Regions from separate parts of the Homo sapiens genome. Here region 2 is linked to region 1. Evidence: chromatin loops called from intact Hi-C (ENCODE). Cell type or tissue: dorsolateral prefrontal cortex. All regions are shown on one strand. Each heading gives the region's core, and the rest is flanking DNA. Links, peaks and the distances in the headings are about the cores only. Region 1 holds the start of PRPSAP2 (phosphoribosyl pyrophosphate synthetase associated protein 2). Region 2 overlaps PRPSAP2 (phosphoribosyl pyrophosphate synthetase associated protein 2).

Region 1 (12,711 bases), core at 1-8,000:
CATGATATTCTCTGCTGTATACCCTGTGCAGCTGCCACACGGTAGAGGCTAAACAAATGATTGCTGAATAATGCCTGACTTCAATGAGTCACAATGATTAACAAATGAAATTGAAAGATGAACTAAAAGGCATCATAAAGTATAAAAACCGGCCAGGCGCAGTGCCTCAGGCCTGTAATCCCAGCACTTTGGGAGGCCAAGGTGGACGGATCACCTGAGGTCAGGAGTTCGAGACCAGCCTGGTCAACAAGGCGAAACCCCTACTAAAAAATACAAAAATGAGCCAGGTGTGGTGGCATGCACCTGTAACCCCAGCTACTTGCGCAGCTGAGGCAGGAGAATCGCTTGAACTTGGGAGGCAGAGGTTGCAGTGAGCTGAGATCGCGCCACTACACTCCAACCTGGGCAACAGAGCAAGACTCTGTGTCAAAAAATTAAAAAGTATAAAAATTTATGTTTATTGGATGGGCATGGTGGCTCACGCTTGTAATCCCAGCACTTTGGGAGGCCAAGGCAGGCAGATCACAAGGTCAGGAGTTTGAGACCAACCTGACAAACGTGGTGACACCCTGTCTCTACTAAAAATACAAAAAATTAGCCGGGCGTGGTGGCGCATGCCTGTAATCCCAGCTACTCAGGAGGCTGAGGCAGGAGAATCGCTTGAACCCGGGAGGCAGAGGTTGCAGTGAGCTGAGATCGCGCCACTGCTCTCCAGCCCGGGAGACAGAGCAAGACTCTGCAAAAAAAATAAAAATAAAAAAACTTATTATGTATGTTTATTAGTGATGTGCCTCACTCCAAGGAAATCTGTTTTTAATATCAATATTGATGAGAATTTGAAGGGCAAATTCTAAACCGAATTACTCTTCCACTCCTGTATGATCCCAGGCTCTGCTTATCTCTCCAACACAATGTTAACTCATGCCTAACATCTGAGTGTTCACAATGCTTATGACAACCCAGTGAAGCAAGCACTAGAATGAGACCCATTTTAGACAGGGAAGCTAGGTTTCCAGATGAAGAAACTTACTCAAGGCTGCAAAGCCTCTAAGCAGCAAAAATAGCTCGGTCTCAGCATGATTTGTAGTAGTTAGTCCTATGCAACAGTGGGCTGCACAGCCTGTCTCTCAACCCACACAGAAAACGACTTGGCACCCCGCTGAATTCTGCATACAGAGAGCAAAATAGGACAAATACCCAGATTTTGAAAAATGTCTATTGTAAACATGCCTTGTTTGGAAAACAATTTATATAATAGTGCCAAAGAAAGAAAACAGAAGTTTGATTCGGTATTTCCACTTCGGGTAATTATCCCAAGGAAATAAGGAAAAAGCTATATGCTCAGTGATGGTGGTCAACATAAGACTTTTCAAAGAACAAGTACACCAGACCTGTGTAAAGGTTCCATAATAAAGTAATTAAGTAAAACACAGAATAGAAATTCAATAAATATTCAACACGACGCAAAAGTATCTATGAATGACTTTAAGTGGAACGAGCTCAAATCACAACTGAGTAATAATGGTACACACGAGGGCAGCAGGAAAGGAATATGGACAAAAAGGATATGCTTTAGTGGGGTTCAATAATGTGGGTGAATTATTTCTATTTGTGCAATTAAATTTTTTAAACACTAGAGATCACACCTCAAGCCCCAAAGCCCCATTCCGCATTTTCATACTCCTTTCAAAAGCTAAACACCCAAACGGAGCCAACATTAACATAAGAGAAAAATTATTATCATCAAGCAGAATACTTAAAAATTTCATCACGGTTCCCCCTCAATCTCTGCTGGGGTGAGTTCTGAGTTGGATAAAATCATCCTTTAGGAGGTGAGAGATATATTCGTAACTAGCAAAGCCAGGTAAATTAAAATCAGGGGCTCCGTGTCAGCTTAGGGACGGAGAATGGCTGGGTCTGGGCTTGCTTTCAGGGCTGCTCACCACAGGTCCCATCATCAGGGTTCGACTCCCCAGCGGCGCCTCAGGGAGAGGAGAGAGCCCAGGCACCGGACGCCCGTCCCCCGCCCCCGCCGACCCCTGGCGGGAGAGGAAGAAGGGAGGGAAAAATGGAAGGGCCGCGGGCGCGAGATCGCCCCAGTGAGCCCCCAAGCAGCCACCACCCAGGGACCCCGACCCGTCCGCCTGCCGGCGCCGCGGGCTCCCCGCCCCTTGCACCTGCGCCCCGCAATGCCGGAGCCAGCCAGCCCTCGCTGCCGCTCGCCACTGGCTCCCGCCCGCCTACCTGGCCCCGACCCCAGCCCCGGCCCCGCCGCAGCCTCAGCTGCAGAAGGAAGAAAGCGCCGGGTCTCCTGGCGGCCTCTCTAGGAGCAAAATGGCGACTCCATGCACAAGATTGGCGTCCGCGGTGACTGCGAGGCCGGTGGGCGGGGAGGGGCGAGGGCGGGACTAGAGCCCGGACAGCGGAGGCACCTAGCTGGGGGCTGTGGGCGTGGCCCACCAGTGGGTAAGGCGCGGGGCAGTGGGTGTAGCCACAGGGGTGGAGTCGGGCTGGCACGATGGGCGGGGCGGTGGGCGGGGATGCGCCTGTTTTGGTCCCTGGGGAGCTGCTAGCCCCACACCAACTGTGACAGCCCAGGCAGGTTACAAGGAATGAATGTGGACAGAGTATGACATTTGGAATTACAAATACCTGGGTTCAAGCCTCCACTGGCCTGTAACCTTGGACAAGTCATTTCAACCCTCTGAGCTTGTTTCCTCATCTGAAAAACAAAGATAGCAGCACCCATTCCATAAGACTGTTGTGAGGATTAAATGAGACAATACGGCCAGACGCGGTGGTTCACGCCTGTAATTCCAGCACTTTGCGAGGCTGAGGCGGGCGGATCACGAGGTCAGGAGTTCGAGACCAGCCTGACCAACATGGTGAAACCCCCATCTCTACTAAAAATACAAAAAAAAAAAATTAGCCAGGCGTGGTGGTGCGCGCCTGTAATCCCAGCTACTCAGGAGGCTGAGGCAGGAGAATCGCTTGAACCCGGGAGGCAGAGGTTGCAGTGAGCCGAGATCGCGCCACTGCTCTCCAGCCTGGGTGACAGAGCAAGAGTCCATCTCAAAAACAAAACAAAACAAAACAAAACTGTGCTAAAAGCACAGTTCTGGGTGTATAATAAATGATCAGTTTTTTGTTCGTTTGTTAGTTTTTTGTTTTGAGACGGAGTTTCGCTCTGTTGTCCAGGCTAGAGTGCATCGGCGCGATCTCAGCTCACTGCAAACTTCGTCTCCCGGGTTCAAGCGATTCTCCTGTCTCAGCCTCCCGAGTAGCTGGGATTACAGGTGTGCGCCACCACGCCCGACTAATTTTTTGTATTTTTAGTAGAGACAGGGTTTCACCATGTTGGCCAGGCTGTTCTCAAACTCCTGACCTCAAGTGATCCGCCCGCCTCCGCCTCCTAAAGTCCTGGGGTTACAGGCGTGAGCCATCGCGCCCAGCCATTATCAGTTATTATCGTTATTTGCCTTGTCGCCTTTTTTTCTTTTATTATAAAGGAATTAGTACTTTTGGTATCCATTGCCTAAGTTCTTTATAACTTAGGTAATGTTTACTCTTTATTGTATGTATAACATAATAATAGCAAACACATGGTCCTCTTTTAAGTGCTTTACATATATTAACGGTAACTTATTTAATCCTCACAAGAGCATAAGGTAGGTGTTGTTATCCTCTCCATTTTAATAGTTGTGGGAACTGAGACGACGACGTTAAATAACTTTTCCAATGACAAAGCAGTGGACAGAATTTCGACCCAGGAGGCTTTGCACCAGTCTTCACTTACCTAATCCCTATACCACATCTTCTCTCCAATTCTGCTTTGGATTTTTCACAATAATGAGGCATGAAATATTCATCAGAGGTTGCAGAGCTAGCTAGAGTCTTTATGGTTCAACGTCTTATTTTAGAAACGAAGAATACAAGCATCTCAACTAACGAATTGTAAATTAGGTGAGACTTCGTGAAATGGAGTCGTTTGAAACATTTCCTTTGCCTGACAACTTTACAGGGACATACCTCTTTGTAAAGAGCAAGACCCATGAGCCCAGTGATTATCTGCATACCAAAATTGATTCCTCTTCAGCGGTACCTCGGCTGGGCTCACGTCCCTTCTGCGCTGGCATCTAACTCCGGTCACAACCCCCACCTCTCTGCTGTGGCTGGCGTAGATTCCACGCGTCACATGTTGGCATGTGACTGGATCTGGCCAGTCAGAGAAGTTCATCCCTCTCCGCTCGCTGATTCGCTCCAAAGATAGGCTACTGAGCCAATCGGAGCCCACGAAACACCGTCTCCATCCCTGCGCCGGGACTGGAGAGGCTTACTCTCTCCTGCTGATGCTGCAGCTGCTGGGATGCCAGGAGGGGAACCGCCTGAGGAAAGTGCTGAGAGAAAAGAGAGGGAGGGATACAGACCGGGCCCAGATGAGTTTGCGCTGAATCTGAAGTCGGTAGGTCCCTGGACATTTCTATTATGGAAGCCAAGAAGAACCTCCCCTCCACCCTCTGAAGCCAGTGTGGATCGGGTTTCTGGCACTTGCAGTGTCTGCACGGTCTCCTCTCCTTCCTTCTCCATTGCCCTTTCTCACCCGCCTGGGCCCGCCACCCTGAACTACCGGGACACATGCTGTTCCTGCCTCCAGGCGTGCACTTCTTCCTGCAGCCTCCTCCCCTACTAACTCCTTCTTGAACTTGATAGCTCCATTGTCACTTTCGAGTCTTCCCTAAACCACTCCCTTCCCAAATAAAACTGTTTCATGTATTTTTCTTTCATTGGGCTTATCACGATTTCTAATTAAGTGTTTGGGTGGTTATTTGACAAATATCACCACCTCAGCCCCTGTACACTGTAAGCCCCATGAGGGTGGGCTCTTCGTCCCTCCTGCTGATCACTGTTTCCCAGGGCCTGGCACAAGTATGGTACTCAAGAAATGTCTGGAAAATTGAGTGCCTTATCCTTTCTGGAAAGAAAATGGGCAGTAGCGCAGCATTATATAGTGTTTGCACCATACAAGAATAATATTACTGGAAAAAAAAAAACTTTTCTAAGAGACAGAGTCTTGCTCTGTTGCCCAGGCTGGAGTGCAGTGGTGCAATCATAGCTCACTGCCGCCTCGAACTGGGCTCAAGTGATCCTCCCGCCTCGACCTCCAAAACGCTGGGATTGCAGTCATGAGCCACCACACCTGGCCTTGAATTTTTTAAAAAATCCACTCTCATTAACCAGAATGAGCTAGCTCCAGTGTATCACCGCGTCCAGGGTTCTGCAGTGGGGTGGCTTGCTCCTCAATAGTTTCCCGCACTGCAGGCACTTAGTTTGTAGTTTCATTTGTTCTGTTATAGCAATACCACTCTTCCATCCGCCATCCATTCTCCAAGGACTATTGAAATCCCTTGTAGGCTGATGTCAAAACTCTCATTCTCTTTATCCTTGGGGTTTAGGCCATAGGAGTGTGCCATGGTAGGTGTTCAGCCAAGCTGACCCACCAGGTGACTGCAGCCCCAGCCACCACCTGACTGCAACTTTATGAAAGACCCTAAGCAAGAGCCACCTAGCTAAGACCAATCAAACCACAAAAAATTGAGAGCTAAGAAATTTTTTATTAAAGCCCAAGTCTGGGCATATTTTGTTATACAATGGGTAATGAGCAAGAAAGGAGCAAAAGCATAATGTAAAGCTTGTGGTCAGTTCCACACGAATGCAGTTTTTGGTTAGTCCATTGCTAAACTTGATAATCCCTTGCCCACTTGGATGTTTGCAGTCAGAGTCTTTGCATGTAATAGAAGTGCTCAGCTTGCTGCAACACGTCATTGGCCATATTCAAGGGCTAAACTGCTGTATATCGACTATAAATCAAGATACTCAAGTCTAAGACATTTCCCTTCAACATTTTTTAAAGGAAGGAAAGGAATCTTTGCTATAGTTTGATAGAAATTTTTGAGCAGTATGGTGTAACAAAAAACACAGGATTCTCCTTCAAATGGTTGTGCAAATGAAAAAACAGGGACTTAGGTGTCCATCACTAGGATGGAGCCTGCTTCCTGCCTCCTGTCCTCATTGTGGAAATGACCCTGGACAGATCCACCTCTCTAAGTTTCTGTTTCCTCAGTGGAAAAATGAGCACTAATATTAGCAGCCATATGATGGTTGGGGGTGAGGAGTTACTTTTAGATGGAGTCCATGAGTATGAGGCACCGAGGAAGCTTTTGCAGCTGCCTCTCTGCTCTCGCCTGTCTGGCTATCAGGGAAGAAAAACAAGGCACCCCTTTTTCCCCAGTGGAAGAGGATGGCAGCTTGCCTGGCTGTAGGAGGCAGCGGAGGCCAAAGCCAGGTCACCAGCCAAGGAGGCCTTGGAAGTTCCTATAGAGTCCTTTCCTGCATCCTCCAGCTTTTTTCCTTTTTCTTTTCTTTTTTCTTTTTTTGAGATGGAGCCTTGCTCTGTTGTCCAGACTGGAGTACAGTGGCGCAATCTTGACTCACTGCAACCTCCACCCTCCCGGGTTCAAGCTATTCTCCTGCCTCAGCCTCCCAAGTAGCTAGGACTACAGGTGCATGCCACCACACCCGGCTAATTTTTGTAATTTTACTAGAGATGGAGTTTTGCCATGTTGGCCAGGCTGGTCTCGAACTCCTGACCTCAAGTGATCCACCCATCTCGGCCTCCCAGAGTGCTGGGAATACAGGCATGAGCCACTGTGCCCGTCCTCTTTTCTCCTTTTTCTATTTTCCCCCAAAATGAAAGGAACTTCATTGTCTTTTTTTTTTTTCCCGAGGCTGAGTCTCACTCTGTCATCCAGGCTTGAGTGCCGTGGCGCGATCTTGGATCACTGCAACCTCTGCCTCCTGGGTTCAAGCGGTTCTCCTGCCTCAGCTCCCCAGCAGCTGGGACTAAGAACTTCATTGTCTTTTGTAAGCATAATAATATTTACACATTGTAAGAAAAATTCAAATGAGAAAGAAGAAAAAATTAAAAAGATATTTGCCATTATCCCATGTGGAGAGGTAGCCACTCTTGGAATTTTCCAATATGCCTTTTCCCTGTAACAATTTATTGCAGGCATGATTCCATGTTGATGAATTCAGGTCGACATCATCATGATATGAGCTGTGAATGAAAGACTGTAGTCTTGGGAACCAGCGCCTAGATCCAAATTCCTTCTCTCCTCACCAGCTGTGTGACCTCAACAAGTTTCTTAACCTCTCTATACCTGTTTCCTCATCTACAAAATAGGAATAATAACAGCATCTATGTCATAGGGGAATCTTGATGACCACTTGAGTTATCTGGCACACAGTTGACTACCACTTTCTATTAACCGCAGCGATTATGAGCTATTGTGATATGGATGAACCATTATTTTCTCTTAACTAATCCCTCATTCTGGGCACTTTTTACTATTAATACATAACCTGTCTTTCTACCTTTGCCCAAGTATTTCCTCACGTTAAATTTCTAGAGGTAAGCTTGTTTGGTCAAAGGATATGCCCTTTTAAAATTTTGTTCCCTGAAATTTTGTACCAATTTACAGTCTCACCAGGAAGGTGGAAGAGCATCCATGTCTCTTCATCTTCACCAACACCAGGCACCATCCATTATTTTTAGCTTGTCCAAGTGAATAGTCAATGTTTTCTGGGCTTTTAAAATTACTTGTCCACGGGCCAGGTGTGGTGGCTCACACCTGTAATCCCAGCACTTTGGGAGGCCGAGGCAGGCAGATCACCTGGGGTCAGGAGTTCAAGACCAGCCTGGCTGACATGGGGAAACCCCATCTCTACTAAAAATACAAGAAAATTAGCCAGGCGTTGTGGCAGGCACCTGTAATCCCAGCTACTGAGGAGGCTGAGGCAGGAGAATCGCTTGAACCCAAGAGGCAGAGGTTGCAGTGAGCCAAGATCACACCATTGCACTCCAGCCTGGGCGACAAAAGTGAAACTCTTTCAGAGATTCAAAATAAATAAATAAATTAAAAATAAAATAAAATTACTTGTCCAAATCAGGCTGCCTGTAGCTACCCTGGCTGCCTTGCTAGCTGACTTTTACCTCCATTCATTTACTCAACAAATATCAATAAAGTACTTAACTCATGCCAGGCCCAGTGCTGAGGGTTGGGGCTACAGCTGGGAATGGCAAAGCACCCACCTCATACAGTGACCATAGTAGATGATCCACTGCATGCTAAGAGTTTAACAAAGTCCTGCTTTAGTATCCAATAAGCTATACTAGGTAGGTTAAATATTTATAATATATATGCTCTCTGGATATATAAGGAGTTTTGGGCCGGGCACGGTGGCTCATGCCTGTAATCCCAGCAGTTTGGGAGGCCGAGGAGGGTGGATCACCTCAGGTCAGGAGTTCGAGACCAGCCTGACCAACATGGAGAAACCTCGTCTCTACTAAAAATACAGAATTAGCCGGTCGTGGTGGCACATGCCTGTAATCCCAGCTACTCAGGAGGCTGAGGCAGGAGAATTGCTTGAACCCGGGAGGCGGAGGTTGTGGTGAGCCAAGATCACGCCATTGCACTCCAGCCTGGGCAACAAGAGTGAAACTTGGTCTGAAAAAGAAAAAAAAAAAAACAGAAGGAGTTTTGTAGACCCGGCACAGTGGCTTACGCCTATAATCCTAGCATTTTGGGAGGCTGAGGCAGGCAGATCACCTGAGGTCAGGAGTTCAAGACCACCCTGGCCAACATGGTGAAACCCTGTTTCTACTAAAAATACAAAAATTAGGCGGGCGTGGTGGTGCATGCCTATAATCTCAGCTACCCAGGAGGCCGAGGCAGGAGAATCACTGGAACCAGGGAGGCAGAGGCTGCAGTGAGCTAAGCTGAGATCCTGCCACTCCAGCCTGGGCAACAGAGCGAGACTCCGTCTAAAAATATATATATATATTAGCATTAGCATTACCATTTTAGCTGTACAACCTTAGAAGTCATTTCTCTCTGTTAGTTTCCTCATCTGTAAATGGGCTAATGCCACCTACTTCATGTCACTATTGAGGTGGATGGAGTAGAATAACATATTTATGGTAATGTCAATAAACCAAAGCCACAGCAAGGTTGGCACGGCCCACACACAGGCCCCCGTGGCAGCCTCCTCCTCCTGGTGGCAGCACCTAGCCAAGATCTGGGCTTTGAGCCCTTTGCCCACACCCTACTCTCAACAGCTTTCTCCTGGGCACTACTGGTGACACTGTGCTGGCTCACAGCAGCACCCCACCCACCAGGACTTTTTTTTCATTTCCATAATTGGAAAGTGCAGAATCAGGGACTGATGATCCCCCGGTAAATTACCCCCCAACTCAACTTTATCGGGTCTCTCCCTGCCAAAGACAGGCATCGCCAAGGCCTCTAGCCCGAATCATAACAAACACTCTCCAAACCTTGTATCTCTGGCTCAGCCTCTCTAAATCCCTCCCTTAAGCTGGAGGGAGGAGCACCCTAAGCCAAACTTCGGGCCCACTGATCTCCTCCCCTACCTACACTGCCCTGCCCCAGCTGGAGAGCCCCTATGCCACTGTCCTGCAAGCAGTTTTTCCTTCCCCCTTCACTGGAAGCACCTCCTAGGGAGGCCTAAGGACTGGGGCCTGGTGGTGCTGAGGCCTGCCTTGGTGGCTTTGCTTCCTGGGGCCTCCAGGGGGTAAGGCTGGTGTACCTCCTTCTGAAGCATTCAAATCTTGCATTTGCTTGAAATCTTAGTAAATGGAAGGCTTTCCCCATTCACATTCTATCATAAGTATTTGTATTAGTCAGGACTTTTGCAATAAAACTCAGCTTGAACCAGCTAAATGTAAAGGGAAAGGGGCTAACTGAGGAGGGGTGAGGCTGACTTCCACAGCTAAAAAGCCCAGGGGACAGCTTCGTATGGCTAGATCCAGTGCTCCACTATCTCCAGGGTTTTGTCTTTCTTTGGTGATTTTATTCTCAGGCAAGCTCTGCCCAGTAATGCCAACAGGGCCACCAGCACTTGGAGGCCCCTATGGCACTTCATTCTGTGAACTCAGTAAGAAAGAGGCCCTACCCCACCAGCGTCCTTTGCAATGTCCAGTGAAGGACTCTGATGTCATATGTACACACAGGTATCTCACACATACATGAAGACATCACTCACACTCAAATGTTCCCCATGTGGATGACACATACATTCACAAATCACACACACTCATACATCACACACACATCCAGCTGTCTCTCACACAGGTGTGACTCAATATTCACACATGGCTGGGCATGGTGGCTCATGCCTGTAATCCCAGCACTTTGGGAGGCTGAGTCAGGCAGATCTCTTGAGCTCACGAGTTCAAGACTAGCCTGGGCAACGTGGTGAAACCCCATCTCTACAAAAAATACAAAAAATTAGTCAGGCGTGGTGGCACACGCCTGTAGTTCCAGCTACTCATCTGCCCCTGATTCTGCACTTTCCAATTATGGAAATGAAAAACAAGTCCTGGCGGGTGGAGTGCTGCTGTGACTCAGCAAGTATCACCAGTAGTGCCCAGGAGGATGGCTCGGGAGGATGGCTTGAGCCTGAGAAGTGGAGCTTGCAGTGAGCTGAGATTGCACCACTGCACTCCAGCCTGGGCGGCAGAGCCAGACCTTGTCTCAAAAAAAATAAAAAAATAAATAAAAAATAAATAAATAAATAAATAAAAATCTCTCCCCCTTAGATGTTACAGACCTGCAAACGGCCACCCTCAGAGGCCTAACTCACCCAGATTTAGTTGATATGCCACTTTTTTAAGGAACACACCTACCTCTTACCTAACACATCGCTTCTTTTTTTGTTTTGTTTTGTTTTTTGAGACAGAGTCTCGCTCTGTCACCCAGGCTGGAGTGTAGTGGCGTAATCTTAGCTCACCGGAACCTCTACCTCCCGGGTTCAAGCTATTTCTCCTACCTCAGCCTCCCGAATAGCGGAGATTACAGGCATGCGCCACCACGCCCAGCTAATTTTATATTTTTAGTAGAGACAGAGTTTCTCCATGTTGGTCAGGCTGCTCTTGAACTCCCGACCTCAGATGATCCGCCCACTTCGGCCTCTCAAAATGCTGGGATTACAGGCATGAGCCACCACGCCCAGCATCACATTGCTTCTTACCTAGATGTAATTCTGTGACATATCACTCTAAGTCTGTGTGTAACAGATTGAAGCCCTCTCATTCTCCCAAAATAGTGTAGAGCCTTTGAAAGGATTAAATACATTCATTTTTTTTTAACTGCCTATATCGAAAGACACAGATTGGGAGAAAATATTCACACTACATATATCTGAAGACAAAGGACCTATATCCGATGACAAAGGACATATATCCAGATGATATAAGTAACTCATTTTTAATTTTTTTTTTTTTTTGAGACGGAGTCTTACTCTGTCGCCCAGGCTGGAGTACAGTGGTGTGATCATAGCTCACTGCAGCCCCAGCCTCCTGGATTCCAGTGATCCTGCTGCCTCAGCTTCCCAAGTAGTTAGGACTACAGACATGTGCCCCTGCACCTGGCTTAAAGTTTATTTTTTAAAATCTGCCGGCCTGAAGGACAGGTCTTCTGCCCTGCTTGCAGTCCCTGTGGACTGTCTGTCTTGACTTCCCTCCCACTCCCTCTGGGCACCTGCCCTCAGTGCAGCTGCCCTCCAGCCCCTCCGCTACCTCTGCAGCTCTGCCTGTGCTGTTGTTCCCTTCTTTGCTTGCGGAAATCCTGTCTCCACTGAGGCCCTGCTCTGGGAAGCTTCCACCTCCCACAGGCTTTCCCGGTGTGTGATTTCACTCCTTTGCTGGCATTTAGAGGTAGAAGCTGAGAGGCCTGGGGAAACTAACTCAAACAGTTGGTGACAGCTGAGGAGAGTCTGGAAGGTGAGGGACTCAGAGCTGGGGACATGGATGGACAATGCTGTAACCGCCCTCGCAGCCCACCATCCAGGAGGAAGCCGAGGAGACAGGCCTGGGCCCAAGCTCCAGGGCTCAGAACAGTTAGATCAGATTCCTGTTGATTCTGCCTTTGAATCTAAGAGGGTGGCCCAGATCATATATCAGGAGATGGCTGCATATAACAGAAAACAAAATAACAATTACTTACAGGCCGGGTGCAGTGGCTCACACCTGTAATCCCAGCACTTTGGGAGGCTGAGGCAGGTGGATCACCTGAGTTCAGGAGTTCGAGACCAGCCTGGCCTCGAACATGGTGAAACCTCGTCTCTACCAAAAATACAAAAAATTAGCTAGGTGTGGTCGTGGGCACCTGTAATCCCAGCTACTCGGGAGGCTGAGGCAGGAGAATTGCTTGAAGCCGGGAGGCGGAGGTTGCAGTGAGCTGAAATCGTACCACTGCACTCCAGCCTGGGCAACAAGAGCGAAACTCCGTCCTCAAAAATAAAAAAATAAAAATAAAATACAGGCCGGGCACGGTGGCTCACGCCTGTAATCCCAACTCTTTGGGAGGCCAAGGTGGGAGGATCACCTGAGGTCAGGAGTTCAAGACCAGCCTGGCCAACTTGGTGAAACCCATCTCTACTAAAAATACAAAAATTAGCTGGGCATGGTGGCGCACCTGTAGTCCCAGCTATTCGGGAGGCTGAGGCAGAAGAATCGCTTGAACCCAGGAGCTGGAGGTTGCAGTGAGCTGAGATTGCCACTGCACTCCAGCCTGGTGACAGAGTGAGACTCTGTCACAAAGAAAAAAGAAAAGAAAAAAAAACAGCTGGCCG
Region 2 (16,660 bases), core at 4,507-12,506, 50 kb before region 1:
GAGAGTAAAACACTGTCTCAAAAAAAAAAAAAAAAAGGTCGGGTGCAGTGGTTCATGTCTGTAACCCCAGCACTTTGGGAGGCTGAGGCAGGCGGACCACTTGAGTTCAGGAGTTTTGAGACCAACCTGGCCAACATGGTGGAATGCCATCTCTATTAAAAATACAAAAATGAGCCAGGTGTGGTGGTGTGCACCTGTAGTGCTAGCTACTCAGGAGGCCGAGGCATGAGAATTGCTTGAACCCGGGAGCTGGAGGTTGCAGTGAGCCGAGATTGCACCACTGCATTCCAGCCTGGGTGACAGAGTGAGACTCCATCTCAAAAAAAAAAAAAGGGCAGTGAAATAGAATCTTTGGCAAAAGAGGGTGCATGGCTGCTCTTGACTGCTTATACTAAAATCCAAGAAGATGAATTAAAGATGAGATTTATCATCAAAGGGGAGGTAGAACTTAAATATTTGGAAAATTATCAGCCTGGCCATCTTGTAAAGAATGTAAAAGCAAGGCTGGATGCAATGGCTCAGGCCTATAAGCCCAAGAGTTTGGGAGGCCAAGGAGGGAGGATTGCTTGAGCCCAAGAGTTTGTGACCAACCTAGGCAACAAAGCAAGACCCCGTCTCTACCAAAAAAAAAAAAAAAATTAGCCAGGCCTGGTGCACACATCTATAGTCCCAGCTACTTGGGAGGCTGAGGTAGGAGAATGGCTTGGGCCCGGGAGGTGGAGGCTGCAGTGAGATCTGATCGCACCACTGTACTCCAGCCTGGAAGACAGATCAAGACTCTGTCTCAAAAAAAAAAAAAAAAAAAAAAAAAAGCAAAAACATGTTCAGGACAGAACTCCAAGTGTGTAGCCAAGCAAACTTTTCTTTTTTCTTTTTTTTTTTGAGATGGTGTCTCACTCTGTTGCCATGCTGGAGTACGGTGGCACAGTCTTGGATCTCAGCTCACTGCAACCTCCAACTCCCTGGTTCAAGTGATTCTCCTGCCTTAGCCTCCCGAGTAGTTGGGATTTAAGGCACGCACCACCATGCCCAGCTAATTTTTGTATTTTTTGTAGAGACGGGGTTTCATCATGTTGGCCAGGCTGGTCTTGATCTCCTGACCTCGTGATCCACCTGCCTCGGCCTCCCAAAGTGCTGGGATTATAGGTGTGAGCCGCCGCGCCCAGCCACCAAGCAAACATTTGATAAGGAGATTAGTATGGATAGAAAGAAGCCAGACGGCCAGGAGTGGTGGCTCACACCTGTAAGCACTTTGGGAGGTTAAGGCGGGTGGATCACTTGAGCTCAGGAGTTCAAGACCAGCCTGGGCAACATGGTAAAACTTTGTCTCTACAAAAAATACAAAAATTAGCCAGGTGCGGTGGCAAGTGCTTGTAGTTCCATCTACTCATGAGGCTGAAGTGGGAGGACTGCTTGGGCCCAGGAGGTGAGACTGCAATGAGCCATGATCGCACAACTGCACTCCAGCCTGGGTGACAGAGTGAGACCTTGTCTCAAAAAAAAAAAAAAAAAAAAAAAAAGAACCAGACGCTATTCATCAAGACAGTGACTCAATGACCCCAAAGGCATTTCTGAGATCTTTGTGACTGCCCATCTCATCATAAGCCTAGAATGCCAGGGTCTTGGGGGCAGAACGATTTCAAGGCTCCACTTCCCACATTCCAGAATACTCCTTACCCACTCCAGCTATAGCTCAAGCAGGTCCAACTATAGCTCGGGCCACCCCTCTGGAAGGCACAGGCAACAAACCACAGTGGTGTCCGTGCAGGGCCATCTCCACAGTGCACAGAGTGAATGAGCTGTGGGGGCACATCTACCTCTACCCAGACTTCAAAGGATGCCCCAAAGAGTGCCAGGGCCCAAGCAGAGAACTGTCACAAGGGCAGGGCCACCAGAGAGACCCCACTAGGGCAATGCCCAGTGGAGTTGTGGGGCAAGACCACCCCAAGACCCAAGACTGGTAGAACCACTAGAGTGCAACTCCAGCCTGAGAGATGCAGGCATGAGAATCCAGTGACTGAGAGCTGCTGCATGGGCTGCTCCCAGCAAAGCTGTGGGAGTGGGGCCATCCAGAGCTTTGCAAGACCAACCCCTGCCCCAGTTTTTGTGGAAGGCGGGGCTTTGAGTCAACTTAAGCCTTAAGATTTAATGTTGTTTGTCTGGTTGGGTTTTAGACTTGGTCAGGACCTGTCACTCCTTTCTTTCTTCCTACTTCTCCCTTTTGGTCTCGAACTCCTGGCCTCAAGCAACCCTCCCACCTTGGCTACCCAAAACGCTGGGACTACAAGCGTGAACCACCACACTGGGCCTCACTTCTCCTTTTTGGAATGGGAATGTCTATCCAATGTCTGTCCCACCATTGCATTTTGGAAGCATACAACCTGTTTGATTTCACAGGCTCACAGCCGGAGAGAAACGTGCGTCAGAGTGAATCCCAGAGCTGGAGTCTTACCCATATTTGATTTAGATGATATTTAGATGGGACTTTGGACTTCAGACTTTTGAGGTGATGCTGAAATTAAGTTAAGACTTACCCGGAGTTAACATTTTGGGGGCTATTAGGATAGAATGAATGTATTTTGCACGTAAGATGAACATGAATTTTGAGGGGCCGGGGCAAAATGCTATGGTCTGAATTTTTGTGTCCTTCCAAATTCATGCTGGAACCCACTGTGGTGGTATTAAGAGGTAGGGCTTTTAGGTGACTAGTTTGTTAGGACTCTGCTCTACGAAGGGGGTCAGTGCCCTTGTCAGAGAGGCTTGAGGGAGTCTTCCACCTTTCTCCACCACATGAGGATGCAGCAAGAAGGTACCATCTACGAGGAACAGGCCCTCGACAGACACCAAATCTGCTGGCGCCTTTATCTTTTTTTTTTTCTGAGAAGGAGTTTCACTCTTGTTGCCCAGGCTGGAGTGCAATGGCGCGATCTCGGCTCACCACAACCTCTGTCTCCCGGGTTCAAGCGATTCTCCTGCCTCAGCCTCCCAAGGAGCTGGGATTACAGGCATACGCCACCACACTTGGCTAATTTTGTATTTTTAGTAGAGAGGGGGTTTCTCCATGTGGATCAGGCTGGTCTCGAACTCCTGACCTCAGGTGATTCACCCGCCTCGGCCTCCCAAAGTGTTGGGATTACAGGCGTGAGCCACCGTGCCCGGCCCATCACGGGGTCAGTGCTGGCGCCTTTATCTTGACCTTCACAGCCTCTAGAACTGTGAGCAATAAATTTGTTGTTTATATTACCCAGTCTAAGGTATTTCATCACAGCAGCCTGAACTAAGACAAATAGGTATACAATCTTATATTCTGCCTTGTTCATATATATTCCATATATTTTTCTCGTTTCCAGATAGTCTTGATTATTTCAAAGGGCTGCATAATTAGCTGTACTGACACAGTATAATTTACCAAGCCCTACACTCTGGTAAACCATTTAAACCTTTCTAATATTTTGCATTAAAAACAACATCACAGTCAATAACTTTGTATATAAAAAGCTTTTTGCTTATGTTAAACTACACTCTAGTATATACTGCTGAATGAATGAATGGACTTCCCTGAAGCATTGCAACTGTCTCAATAGTCCAAACATTTTCACAGGTCTTGCAAAGAAGGACAGACTGCTTCTAAACGGCCTTACAATTTACAAGGTAATCAGAAATGCATTCGCTACTATCTGGCCAAGAAAGGTGTTAATGAGTTTTTGCCAACTAAAAAAAAACGAAGAATGAGGAAAAAAACCACACAGACAACAGTGTAGTCAGCCTTAAAATCAGAGGAAAGTGGGAAAGAGGCAGCAGCACACTTACTGGGGATCTCCAGGCTGGGGTGGATGGCAGCCACACTTCTGACCATGGGTGGGGAATGCCGTCCATCCACCAAGTCCGACTCGGCATCCTGCGCCTCTCCATGAATCACTGCAATTCCCAGGCGCAGGCGCTCAGCAAAAGACTGTGCCCTGAGGGAAAACACCAGACACAAGCTCAAAACTCATGCAGCCCTTGGTTCTGCTAATGCCTAGGGGACAAAACATTAAGAGAACATAAGTAGAATGTTGTCTCCCAAAGGACTAAAGAAAAGAGAGAATAAAACAGCCTTAGACTCTTAGAAACCAGGACTAACTGTAGAGACCCCACATGCCAAACACTTCCCTCTGCAGCAGCACCAAAGAAGGGCAGCAGCCTGGCCTGGTCTGCAAGCCACTGGCCGGGAGAGCCTGACTGAGTGAAGGAACCTCCGCTCAGCTCTGTCTCACCTAAAGCTGCTAATTCTACCTGCCTGCCTACCTACCAGTGAGAACCAACTACATGGGGCAAAGGGCATAAAATGCTCACCAAAGTATTAAGCACAAATTTCTTAATAGTTTTAGGGAGGTAAAACTGAGATATGAGAAACTGTGCATATCTAAAGTATATAATTTCATGAGCTCTGAAGGCTGTATGTGCCCATATAAGCATTAGCACAATCAAGATAAGGAACGTCATCACCACAAGCATCTCCTTATGCCCCTTAGTGATTTTTCACTAAGTGTTGCCCCAGGCAACAGCTGATCTGCTTTCTGTCACTATAGTTTCACCTATCTAGAATTTCACGTAAGTGAAATCATAAAGTTGCCTTTTTTTGTCTGATTTTTTTTTGAGATGGAGTCTTGCTCTGTCGCCCAGACTGAAGTGTGGTGGCAGGATTTCTCAGTTCACTGCAACCTCTGCCTCCCGGGTTCAAGCGATTCTCCTGCCTCAGCCTCTCAAATAGCCAGAACTACAGTCATGCACCACCACATCTGGCTAACTTTTTTGTATTTTTAGTACAGATGGGGTTTTACCATGTTAGCCAGACTGGTCTCGAACTCCTGACCTGAAATGATCCACCCACCTCGACCTCCCAAAGTGCTGGGATTACAGGTGTGAGCCACTTGCGCCTGGCCATTTTGTCTTATTTTACGCAGCACATGTTTTGGAGATTCATCCATGGAATAACATATCAATAGTTCATTCCCTTTCATTGCTGAGTAATATTCTGCTGGGTGAATATATCACAGTGTATCCATTTATGTATTGCTGAGCTTTCCGGTTGTTTCTAGTTTTTGGCTGTCACAAAGCTGCTGTGAACATTCATACACAGATCTCTGTATGGGCACATGCTTTCTTTCCTTCTTTCTTTCTTTTTCTTTTGAGACAGAGTCTCACTCTGTTGCTCAGGCTGGAGTGCAGTGGTGTGAACCTCCACCTCCCAGATTCAAGCTATTCTCCTGCCTCAACCTCCCAAGTAGCTGGGATTATAGGCACGTGCCACCACGCCTGGCTAATTTTTGTATTTTTTGTAGAGACGGGGTTTTGTCATGTTGGCCAGGCTGGTCTTCAACTCCTGACCTCAGATGATCTGCCCACCGTGGCCTCCCAAAGTGCTGGAATTACGTGTCCAGCCACATGCTTTCTTATCTCCTGATAAATTCCTAAGAGTGGAATGGCTGGATCATATAGTAGGTGTATATTTAACTCTTTATAAAAAGGCCACATAGGCCGGGCGCAGTGGCTCACGCCTGTAATCCCAGCACTTTGGGAGGCCAAGGTGGGCGGATCATGAGGTCAGGAGATCAAGACCATCCTGGCTAACACGGTGAAACCCCGTCTCTACTAAAAAAATACAAAAAAATTAGCCGGACTGGGTGGCAGGCACCTGTAATCCCAGCTACTCAGGAGGCTGAGGCAGGAGAATGGCGTGAACCTGGAAGGCGGAGCTCGCAGTGAGTGGAGATAGTGCCAATGCACTCCAGCCTGGGCGACAGAGCGAGACTCCATCTCAAAAAAAAAAAAAAAAAAAGGCCACACTGTTTTCCAAAGTGGTTATACCATATTACAGTCCCATGAGCAGAACATGAGAGATCCAGTTCCTCCACATCTTCACCAACACTTGGTACGGTAGGTAATTTGTGTCTTGTTTTCTCCTAACCAGTCTGGATAAAGGTTTATCAATTGCATTGATTTTCTCAAAGAATCAGCTTTTTAGCTTTTTTCTGGTTTTTGTTTTCTATTTCATTGATTTATGCTTTAATCTTTTTTTTTGAATGTTGAATTCAGTTCTTTATATAACATCCCTTGTAAAAACAAAACAGAATAAAAACAAACCGAAAAGGAGGGGCAGGGTAAAATTTGAAAAGGAAAGGAAAGGGAGGAAAAGGAAATAAAATAAGATGATTTATTGCTTCTCCTCAGCATCCTCCTTGGTTTCCTCCTCCACCAAAAGAGCTTCTAGCTTTTCCGCCACTTTTTTTGGCATGATCGTTTTTGCCCGATCCTTTCTTTTCTCTCCGATCTCTTTCTTGCATTCTTCAAACTTTGTTTTGAATTTCTGTGCATTCTCAATATTCAGGAAGTGGATGGCCAGCAGCTCTGGCTTGGGGCACTCGTTGGCGAAGTCGGCGTGGGTGTTCCAGACCCAGGCATGGTCACTACCCATGTTGGGCTTCAGCTCCATTATCAGCGTGAAGAGTGGTTAGCACAGATCTTCAGGGTCTTGTCCCTCCGCATGAGGAGGCAGATGGTCCCTTTCTCCTTGTGTTTCAGGAGCTTGACGTTGCCGGTGCCTCACTCCTTCCATTCTGGGAGATCCTTCTCTGAGGCAAATCAGAACAGTTTCGTCTGCATTTTTAAAAGTTCTTCATCTTCCTCCAGTGTTTTAATTTCTTGCTCAGGAAGAGAAACTATTGGCTCAAACTGAGGGTCATGGTTGGACTCATCTGCATTCTCAGTGGAAGTATCATGGTCCTCATGAGTGTCCTTGGCGTGCTGCGAAAGCGGCAGCTCGGCTGAGTGGGTCGTCACTGGCTTCAAGGCCTCCCGTCGCTGGCTCCGTGGCCTCTTGCAGGAGCTTCTTCCCACCGCATCTGGCTTTTTTTTGTTGTTGAGATGGAGTCTTGCTCTGTCGCCCAGGCTGGAGTGCAGTGGCGTGATCTTGGCTAGTGCGGTCACATGATCTCGGCTCACTGCAGCCTCCACCTCTGGATCAAGTGATTCTCCTGTCTCAGCCTCCCGAGTAGCTGGGATTACAGGGTGTGCCACCACGCTCGGCTAATTTTGTATTTTTTGTAGAGATGGGGTTTCATCATCATATTGGCCAGGCTGGTCTTGAACTCCTGACCTTAGGTAATCTGCCGGCCTTGGCATCCCAAAGTGTTGGGAATACAGGCATGAGCCACCGCGCCTGGCCTGTGTCTTCATTTTCATTTGGTTCTAAATACTTTTTAATTTCACTTTTGACTTCTTCTTTGACCTATGGGTTATCTAAAAGTATGTTATTTAGTTACTAAATATTCAGGACATTTCCAAAGATACTTCTGTTATTAGAATTATTCTTAATTCCACTGTGGTCAGAGAATATATTTTGTATGGCTTGCATAATTATCAATTTGGGGCTTATTTTATGGCTCACAAGAATATGATCTATCTTTGTGTTTATACTAAAAAAGAACTACATTCTGCTCTCTCTGGATGGTGTGCTATGACTGTCAGTCAGATCCAGCAGGCTGAAGGGGTTGTTCAAGTCTCCCGCATCCTTAATGATTTTCAGTCTCCTTATTCTATCAATTACTAAGAGAAGAATAATGGAATCACTATCATTATGGATATATCTATTTCTCCTTGCAGTTATCAGTGTTTGCTTCATATACTTTGAAACACTGTCATTTAGTTTATAAATGTTTAGAACTGTTTTGTCCTCTTGAAGAACTGACCCCTTTATCATTAGGAAAAGACCTTCTTCAACCATGGCAAAATTATTTGCCTTGATTTGTCTGATATTAATACAGCCACTCCTGATTCCTGGGGGCCATGCTGAGTCTTACTCTTTTTTCCATCCTCAGCACCTAATGCATGGTAAATGTTCAAGTGTTTAAGAATCCAACAAGTTCTCGCAGTCTTGGCTTACCAGCACCAAAAATTCAAAACAAGTTCTTAACTAACTGCTTACAAGAATTACTAAAAACAAACAAAAAATTAAGGATTATACTGAATCCCACTAGTACTATCTATACTAGATACAGCCAAGGCATTTACATGACATATGAAGAGCAGGGCACTAGAAAGTACTAAATACTATTAGTATGTAGACTCTTATGAGCTGTTAGAAATTTCACATCAACCTGGTTTCCTATATGCACTACACAACAAAGGAAAGCTTTGCTACAGTGTTAGCAATTATTTCAAGAAATTTAAATTTGGCTGGGCACGGCAGCTCACGCCTGTAATCCCAGCACTTTGGGAGGCTAAGGCGGGCAGATCACTTGGGACAAGGAGTTCAAGACCAGCCTGGCCAACATGGTGAAACTCCATCTCTACTGAAAAACGAACAAACAAACAAACAAACACACAAAAAACTCATGCTTAAATCATCCTATTTTCAATATACTTTTTAAAGCTGGGTGATGGCTCACACCTGTAATCCCAGCACTTTGAGACGAAGGCAGGAGAATGGCTTGAGCCCAGGGGTTTGAGACCAGCCTGGGCAACACAGGGAGACCTCGTCTCTACAAAAATAAAAAAAAATTAGCTGGCCCAGGCACAGTGACTCACGCCTGTAATCCCAGCACTTTGGGAGGCTGAGGCGGGTGGATCGCAAGGTCAAGAGATCGAAACTATCCTGGCCAACATGGTGAAACCCTGTCTCTACTAAAAATACAAAAATTAGCTGGGCGTGGTAGCACGCGCCTGTAGTCCCAGCTACTTGGGAGGCTGAGGTGGGAGAATCACTTGAGCCCAGAAGGTCAAGGCTGCACTGAGCTATAATTGCACCACTGCACTCCTGCCTGGGCAACAGAGAAAGACCCTGTCTCAAATAAACAAACAAACAAACAAACAAACAATCTCAGACACACGTAAGTAAACATTTATTGGTCTGGTCCTATCTATGAGGAATGTAATTTATATTTCCAAGGAAAAGATGATAAACCTTCACAGGAGCAAGACTGTTCAGGTCAAAAACAGTGAAGTCAGTAAAATATATTTATCTATGTGTGTGTAAGACAGAATATTTGTCCTAAGGGAAAAGAGGGAGCATCATAAACACAGAATATTTTAATAACATTTGATAAATATCCCAAGATGTAAGATTTAGTATTCATATAACTTTGAATTCATCCTTACAAAAAAAATCAAAATAGTTTTTAAAAAATTATCAAGAGAGTGGCCAGGAGCAGTGGCTCACGCCTGTAATCCCAGCACTTTGGGAGGCCGAGGCGGGCAGATCACCTGAGGCTGGGAGTTTGGGGCCAGCCTGACCAACATGGAGAAACCCTGTCTTTACTAAAAACACAAACAAATTAGCCGGGTGTGGTGGCACATGCCTGTAATCCCCAGCTACTTGGGAGGCTGAGGTGGGAGAATCACTTGAACCCGGGAGGCGGAGATTGCGGTGAGCCGAGATCGCACCATTGCACTCTAGCCTGGGCAACAAGAGCGAAACTCCGTCTCAAAAAAAAAAAAAATTCTCAAGAGAAAAAAATTTCAGACAGAACAATGGGGCAGAGTCTTCAAAAGAGTTGGCATCACATAGATTATTAGTTCCTCCTTGAAATTCAAGATTGGCTTTGCAAACAAAATTGGCCAAATGACTGACCTGTTAGTTATCCTCTAAGGAAGTCTTTTCCATCTGGGATCTGTGGAGGTTTGCCAATTCCTAGAATAATATTTCAATTATACCAACCTCTACAAAGCACAATGCTCTTAAGATAAATAAAATCATGGCCGGGTGCGGTGGCTCACACTTGTAATCCCAGCACTTTGGGAGGCCAAGGCAGGTGGATCACCTGAGGTCAGGAGTTTGAGACCAGCCTGGCCAACGTGGTGAAACCCCGTCTCTACTAAAAATACAAAAAAATTACCCAGGCATGGTGGCAGGCACCTGTAATCTCAGCTAATCGGGAGGCTAAGGCAGGAGAATTGCTAAAATCCGGGAGGCGAAGGTTGCAGTGAGCCGAGATCGTGCCATTGCATGCCAGCCCAGGCGACAACAGCAAGACTCTGTCTCAAAAAAATAAATAAGTAAAATAATAAATAAATAAAATTATTACCTGCACAGCAATGGGAGTTTCTGGATACTCCATATAACTTAATCAGATACTTTGCATTCCCATCTAATTCCAAAATCAATCAGGATGGTTTCTCTGTGTCATTTTGTTTCATGCACTGACAGAGAGGAATTCTAAAGCAACTTGATCCTGATTGTACGATAATGAGTTAATTTACATCATGGGTGAGAAAGAACAAGACACAGGGCCTCAGCTATCCTTTTGTTTCCTATTCACTCAGTTATTCAGAGAAAACAATTTCAAACAACTCATTCAAGCAAGTTCTGTTCCTTACAAAAGCAACACTTTCTCTGATGATCCCTTTTAGTCAAAACAACTGCTCATTGTCAAACAACTCCAAAACAATAGCTCTGGACTTCGACCTATTCATCAATAACTTCAGGATTCTAAAGGCACTAACCACTAAACACAGTGGCTCACGCCTGTTATCCCAACAGTGGCTCACGTCTGTTATCCCAACACTTTGGGAGGCCGAGGCAGGCAGATCACTTGAGGTCAGGAGTTCGAGAAGAGCCTTACCAGCATGGTGAAACCCCATGTCTACCAAAAATACAAAAATTAGCTGGGCATGGTGGCGCACGTCTGTAATCCCAGCTACTTAGGAGGCTGAGGCAAGAGAATCGCTTGAATCCAGGAGGTGGAGGTTGTAGTGAGCCGAGATCACACCACTGCACTCCAGACTGGGCGACAGAGGGAGACCCTGTCTCAAAAAATAAATAAATAAAGGCACTAACCACCACCATTCTACATAATGGTATTTAATTTATAAAGTCCTTCAGTAAGTTCTTTGATGCTTATTAACTCTGTAAGATAAGCCAAGCAGGTGTTATCCCCAGGAAACTGAGGCTTGGAGAGACAGCCTTGACCAAGGTTCTCACAAAGACTGGCTAAGGCACAAGTGGAAGCCCAAGTCTTGGACTGCTAATTTAATACCTTCCTGACTGATAAAAGTCAGCCCCAGTCTGACTTCTACATTGATTACAGCTATTTTCTAAGGTTGGCTGCCAAATGAAAAACTTGGAGGAGGGAACTAGAAATAATAGGATCAGAATTTGCATGTGGCTGAGCCAGAAAGTGCCATCTCCTGCTCGAAGTCTGGGTGAATGTGTTTATCAGGACATTAGAACACAAGAAAATCACCACCACATAGCTACGGGATATAAGACAACCAGAACTGACTTTACTGTGTTGATGCCATGTCGACAGAGCTCTTGCTCACAATACCTTTTTATTTTACTTTGTTTTTTTGAGACAGGGTCTGGCTGTCACCCAGGCTGGAGTGCAGTGGTGTGATCTCACCTCACTGCAACCTCCACCTACTGGGCTGAAGTGATCCTCCCACCTCAGCCTCCTGAGTAGCTGGGACTAGAGGCACACGCCACCACACCCGGCTAATTTTTGTATTTTTGGTAGAGATGGGGTTTCAACATGTTGCCCAGGCTGTTCTTGAACTCCTGGACTCAAATGATCTTCCAACCTCAGCCTCCCAAAGTGCTGGGATTACAGGTGTGAGCCATCGAGCCTAGCCCACTCACAATACCTTAAACTCACAGACCAAACTCCTAAGCCTTGACTGTGTTATTTTACTACCTGTTCCATATAAAACTGAACCTTTTGTAGCACTCATCTCCATACTAAAACACACGTTCATTCATTCATTTATTTATTTGATGGAGTTTTGCTCTTGTTGCCTAGGCTGGAGTGCAATGGCACGATCTGGGCTCACCGCAACCTCCGCCTCCCGGGTTCAAGCAATTCTCCTGACCTCAGGAGATCCACCCATCTCGGCCTCCCAAAGTGCTGGGATTACAGGGGTGAGCCAATGCGCCCAGCCTCTAAAACATTCATTTAATGTAGTATGATCTATGTGGATTCAATTACTGAAACTGGGAGAAAAAGAGACTGGGTCTTTCGTTCCAATCTACCCAACTGACCTACCAGTCAAAGAGCACATGAGGGCAGTCTGCAAGTGCCATGGGAACACAGCCCTGCCTGCACTGGTCACCACCACATCCACGATGGCTGGCACAGCAGCACTCAAATATGTACTCGGTAAAGACTGAGTGGAGGGGGGCAAGTCAATTTCTTTTTTTTTTTTTTTTTTTTTTTTGAGATGGAGTTTTGCTCTTGTCACCCAGGCTGGAGTACAATGGCGCAATCCTGACTAACTGCAACCTCTGCCTCCCAGGTTCAAGCAATTCTCCTGCCTCAGCCTCCCAAGTAGCTGGGATTACAGGCGTGCGCCACCATGCCCCGCTAATTTTGTATTTTTAGTAGAGACAGGGCTTCACTAAGTTGGTCAGGGTGGTCTCAAACTCCTGACCTCAAGTGATCCACCCCCCTCGGCCTCCCAAAGTGCTGGGATTACAGGTGTGACACCGCACCTGGCCCAATTTCAATCATATTTGGCCAACACTCAAGTCCCCTAATCACTGGTATAGAAAACATTCTTGGAAGTAAATAGTTGCCCCACTACCTTCAAGGAAACAACATTTGGTGGAACTACCTTGGTTCCTTCATCTCTGTGGGTCTGTTTCCTCATCTATGAGAGATTATAACTGCTGACTTCCAAAGTTGCAAAGATCAAATAACATAACATAGATAAAAAACATCTGACGCTACACATGCATTCCTACAGGGCATCTTCCTAGGCCTCATCAGCCCCAGCAAAATAGGTTCTCAATAAACATTTGAACAGATGAATGACAAACATCACTGACAAAAGCCAAAGAAACTGAGCAAAAGGCTACTACATCCATCCCTCTGTGAACAGGTGGGTGACAGAAGTAAACTGAGGACTCTAGAGGTTACTAAAAGTCCACCCAGATGGGAAAGTCAACAGAAAATTCATCATGTTCTTCTGGTATTTAGTGGGAAAGAAAAAAAAATGTATCAAGGCCAGATGCAGTGGCTCATGCCTGTAATCCCGGAACTTTAGGAGGCCAAGGCAGGAGGATTACTTGTACCCTAGAGTTAGAGACCAGACCTGGCAACATAGGGAGATCCCGTTGCTACAAAAATAAGGAAAAAACCAGCTGGGCATGGTGGCACATGCCTGCAGTCCCAGCTACTCAGGAGACTAAGGCAGGAGGATCTCTTGAGCCCAGGAGATGGAGGCTACAGTGAGCCGTGGTTGTACCACTGCACTCCAGCCTGGATGACAGAGCAAGAACCTGTCTCAAGGAAAAAAAAGTATCAAAACATTGTCACTTCTGCTTCCACTAGGAAGGATTATTAATACTCCTTCTGCCACCCACAACTAAAACCCCTGGATGTTACATACAAACAAAAATGAGAAGACTCTGGCCAGGCGCAGTGGCTCATGCCTGTAATCCTAGCACTCTGGGAGGCTGAGGCAGGCAGATCACGAGGTCAGGAGATAGAGACCATCCTTGCTAACATGGTGAAACTGTCTCCACTAAAAATACAAAAATTAGCCAGGCATAGTGGCAGACGCCTGTAGTCCCAGCTACTCGGGAGGCTGAGGCAGGAGAATGGCATGAACCCGGGAGGCGGAGTTTGCAGTGAGCCAAGATCGTGCCACTGCACTCCAGCCTGGGTGACAGAGCGAGATTCCGTCTCAAAAAAAAATGAGAAGACACTAAAAGGTAGAGAGAAGGCAGACTAGCAAGGGACCTCAGGACCTGAGCAACGTCACGGTGGTGGCTTCCTTGGGCATTCCTTTTGCCTTATTATCCCAGATTTGTAGCTGGAGAAGAAGCGACCCAAAAATGCCAGTGGGCAAAGACAAGAAAAGCTCCAACAAAGGTCGGCTCTCCCTAGTCAAAGGACTAAGAAAAGGGCAACCTAGTGAGTGAGAAAATATTTAGACAATAACTGCCTTACTCTAGCCACACAGGCAGGAAAGCCACAGCCCACGTTTCCGCCACATTTCCGCCGCATGAGTAAAGGTTGAGGGGTGAGCCTGTACTTCCTGGCTTGTCAGGCTATAATGAGGCACCCCAAACCCAATGGGGTGGTTTCACAGAAGGCCAAACAGGGAGCTGGGACTTTCACCCTCACTCAGCAGTAAGGAGCAACTGCCAGAGTCAGTGGAGAGTGAAATCTGGACTTCTACCCCCAACTCAGCAGTAAAGAGGTGCCCCTCCCCTCTCCATTGCAGTGGTATCAGAGGCAGCCTGGTGGAGTCAGGAATTCCACCACCACCCAATGAGAATGATGCTACTTTTCCTTGGCGTCAGCGGAGGACATGGAGGGAGCATTTCCACCCATGAGTAACAAGGACCACCTTAGGTGGTCCACACAAGGCCTGGTGGTGAATCTCGACTTCTACCCTTACCTAGCAGAAACGAGCCCCAACACCACCACTTTCCCTGCCAGAGTCCTGAGAAGCCAGCAAAATCAGAAGGCCTAAATGAGACCCAGAGTCTCACACACAATATCTAAAAGTCCAGATTCCAATCAGAAGCCACTCGCCACACTAAAGGCCAGTGAAATCTCAATATGAATGAAAAAAGACAATTAACAGATGCCAACACCAAGATGACAGACATGCTGAAACTGTATAACAAAGATTTTAGAGCAGCCATCAGAAAAGTGCTACAAGCAGCAATTATGAGCATGTGTGAAATAAAAAACAAGAAGTCTAAACAAAGAAAGTATTGACAAAAAAATAGAAGGTATAAAAAAAGACCCAAGGCCAGGCGTAGTGTCTCATGACTGTAATTCCAGTACTTTGGGAGGCCGAGGCAGGCAGATCACTTGAGGCCAGGAGTTTGAAACCAGCCTGGCCAACATGGCAAAACCCCGTCTCTACTAAAAATACAAAATTAGCAGCCAGGCACGGTGGCTCACGCCTGTAATCCCAGCAGTCTGGGAGGCTGAGGCGGGCAGATCACGAGGTCAGAAGTTCAAGACCAGCCTGACCAACATGGTGAAACCCCATCTCTACTAAAAATACAAAAATTAGCCGGGCGTGGTGGCAGATGCCTGTAATCCCAGCTCCTCAGGAGGCTGAGGCATAAGGATCACTTGAACCCAGGGAGCGGAGGTTGCAGTGAGCTGTGATAACACCACTGTACTCCAGCCTGGGCAACAGAGCGAGACTCAGTCTCAAAAAAAGAGAACCAAAAACTTATTTTAGAACTTAAAAAATACAATAACCAAATTAAAAAGCTCAGTTGGGCTGGGGGTGGTGGCTCACACCTGTAATCCCAGCACTTTAGAGAAGCTGAGGTGGGCAGATCACTTGAGCTCAGGAGTTCAAGACCAGCCTGGGCAATATGGTAAAATCCCCGTCTCTACCAAAAATACCAAAAATAAATTCGCAAGACACGGTGGCATGCACCTGTAGTCCCAGCTTCTTGGGAGGCGGATGTGGGAGGATTGCTTGAGCCTAGGAGGCAGAGGTTGCAGTGAGCTGTGATCATACCACTACACTCCAGCCTGGGCAACAGAGGTGAGACCCTGTCTCAAAAAAAAAAAAAAAAAAAAAAAAAACTCAGTTGGATATACTCAACAGCAGAATGGAAGTTACAGTGAAAATAATAATGGAGGTCAAGGAAAGAATCAGTGAACTGGAAGACAGACAACAGAAATTAGCCAATTTGGACAACAGAGAGAACAATGGCTGTGGCAGGGCATGGTGGCATGTGCTTGTAGTTTCAGCTACTCTGGAGGCTAAGATGGGAGAATCACTTGAGCCCAGGGGTTCAAGACCAGCCTGAGTAACATAGTGAGACCCACTAAAAAATAAAAATATAAAAGACTAGAAAATAAAAATAAACAGAATCCCATGGACCTGTAACAAAAGATCAGCTGGGCACGGTGGCTCACACCTGTAATCCCAGCACTTTGGGAGGCCAAGGTGGGTGGATCACCTGAGGTCGGAAGTTCAAGACCAGCCTGACCAACATGGAGAAACCCCGTCTCTACTAAATATACAAAAGTAGCTGGGCGTGGTGGTGCATGCCTGTAATCCCAGCTACTTGGGAGGCTGAGGCAGGAGAATCGCTTGAACCCAAGAGGCAGAGGTTGCAACGGTGAGCCAAGATCACGCCATTGCACTCCAGCCTGGGCAACAAGAATGAAACTCCATCTCAAACAAACAAACAAACAAACAAACAAACAAACACCTGACATTTATGTCATAAGAGTCCCAGAAAAAGAGGAGAAAGACGGTAGGACTAAAAAAGTACTCAAAAAGACAATGGCTGAAAGCTTCCCAAATTGGTCAGAGACATAAACCCACAGCTTCAAGAAGTCCAGCAAACACCAAACAGGATAAACCCAAAGCAATCTCAAGATATATCATAATTAAACTTTTGAAAACTAAAGACAAAGAAATAATCTTGAAAAATAATTCATGATAACCAACTTCTCATCAGAAACCACAGTGACCAAAAGAAAGTGACACAAAAACTTTTCAGGTGCTGAGAGAAAAGAACCGTTACTCCAGAATCCTATACCCAGCAACGATGTCCTTCAAGAATGAAAAGGAACTCTAGACATTCTCAAATGAAGGAAAACCAGCAAAATGTGTTACCAACAGAACTATTATTTAAAAGCGGCAAAAGGAGGTACTCTAAACAGAAAGGAAACAATAAACTAAACTTTGG

What was found. Hi-C counts contacts between places; a loop is a spot of excess contacts. Peaks named below come from ENCODE experiments on the same cell type or tissue, not always from the same donor. Only the 100,000 strongest peaks of a DNase experiment are listed, where the experiment ranks them.
Region 2: a loop joins it to region 1, with 3 times the contacts of the local background. A loop is called at or near these places in 13 of 110 quality-filtered maps.

The regions. Positions count from the first base shown.
Region 1 is chr17:18,847,795-18,860,505 of GRCh38, reverse strand. PRPSAP2 (phosphoribosyl pyrophosphate synthetase associated protein 2) reads right to left here and starts at 2,375. Exons shown (of 12, transcript NM_002767.4): 1 at 2,245-2,375. RefSeq lists a silencer at 1,918-2,277 and enhancers at 2,024-2,596, 4,376-4,435, 4,456-4,505, 4,024-4,524, 10,300-10,359. In dorsolateral prefrontal cortex, for the core only: CTCF peaks have their summits at 4,080 and 4,279; DNase peaks (open chromatin) are centred at 1,137, 2,015, 2,485, 4,245 and 1 weaker place; H3K4me3 peaks cover 5,075 bases; H3K27ac peaks cover 4,740 bases.
Region 2 is chr17:18,898,402-18,915,061 of GRCh38, reverse strand. PRPSAP2 (phosphoribosyl pyrophosphate synthetase associated protein 2) reads right to left here. Exons shown (of 12, transcript NM_002767.4): 9 at 3,811-3,959. It also overlaps the pseudogene LOC100419620. Among named protein-coding and RNA genes, the nearest start is that of SLC5A10, 45 kb to the left of the region's middle. RefSeq lists an enhancer at 14,330-14,379. In dorsolateral prefrontal cortex, for the core only: no CTCF peak of the experiment used is centred there; no DNase peak of the experiment used is centred there; H3K27ac peaks cover 1,917 bases.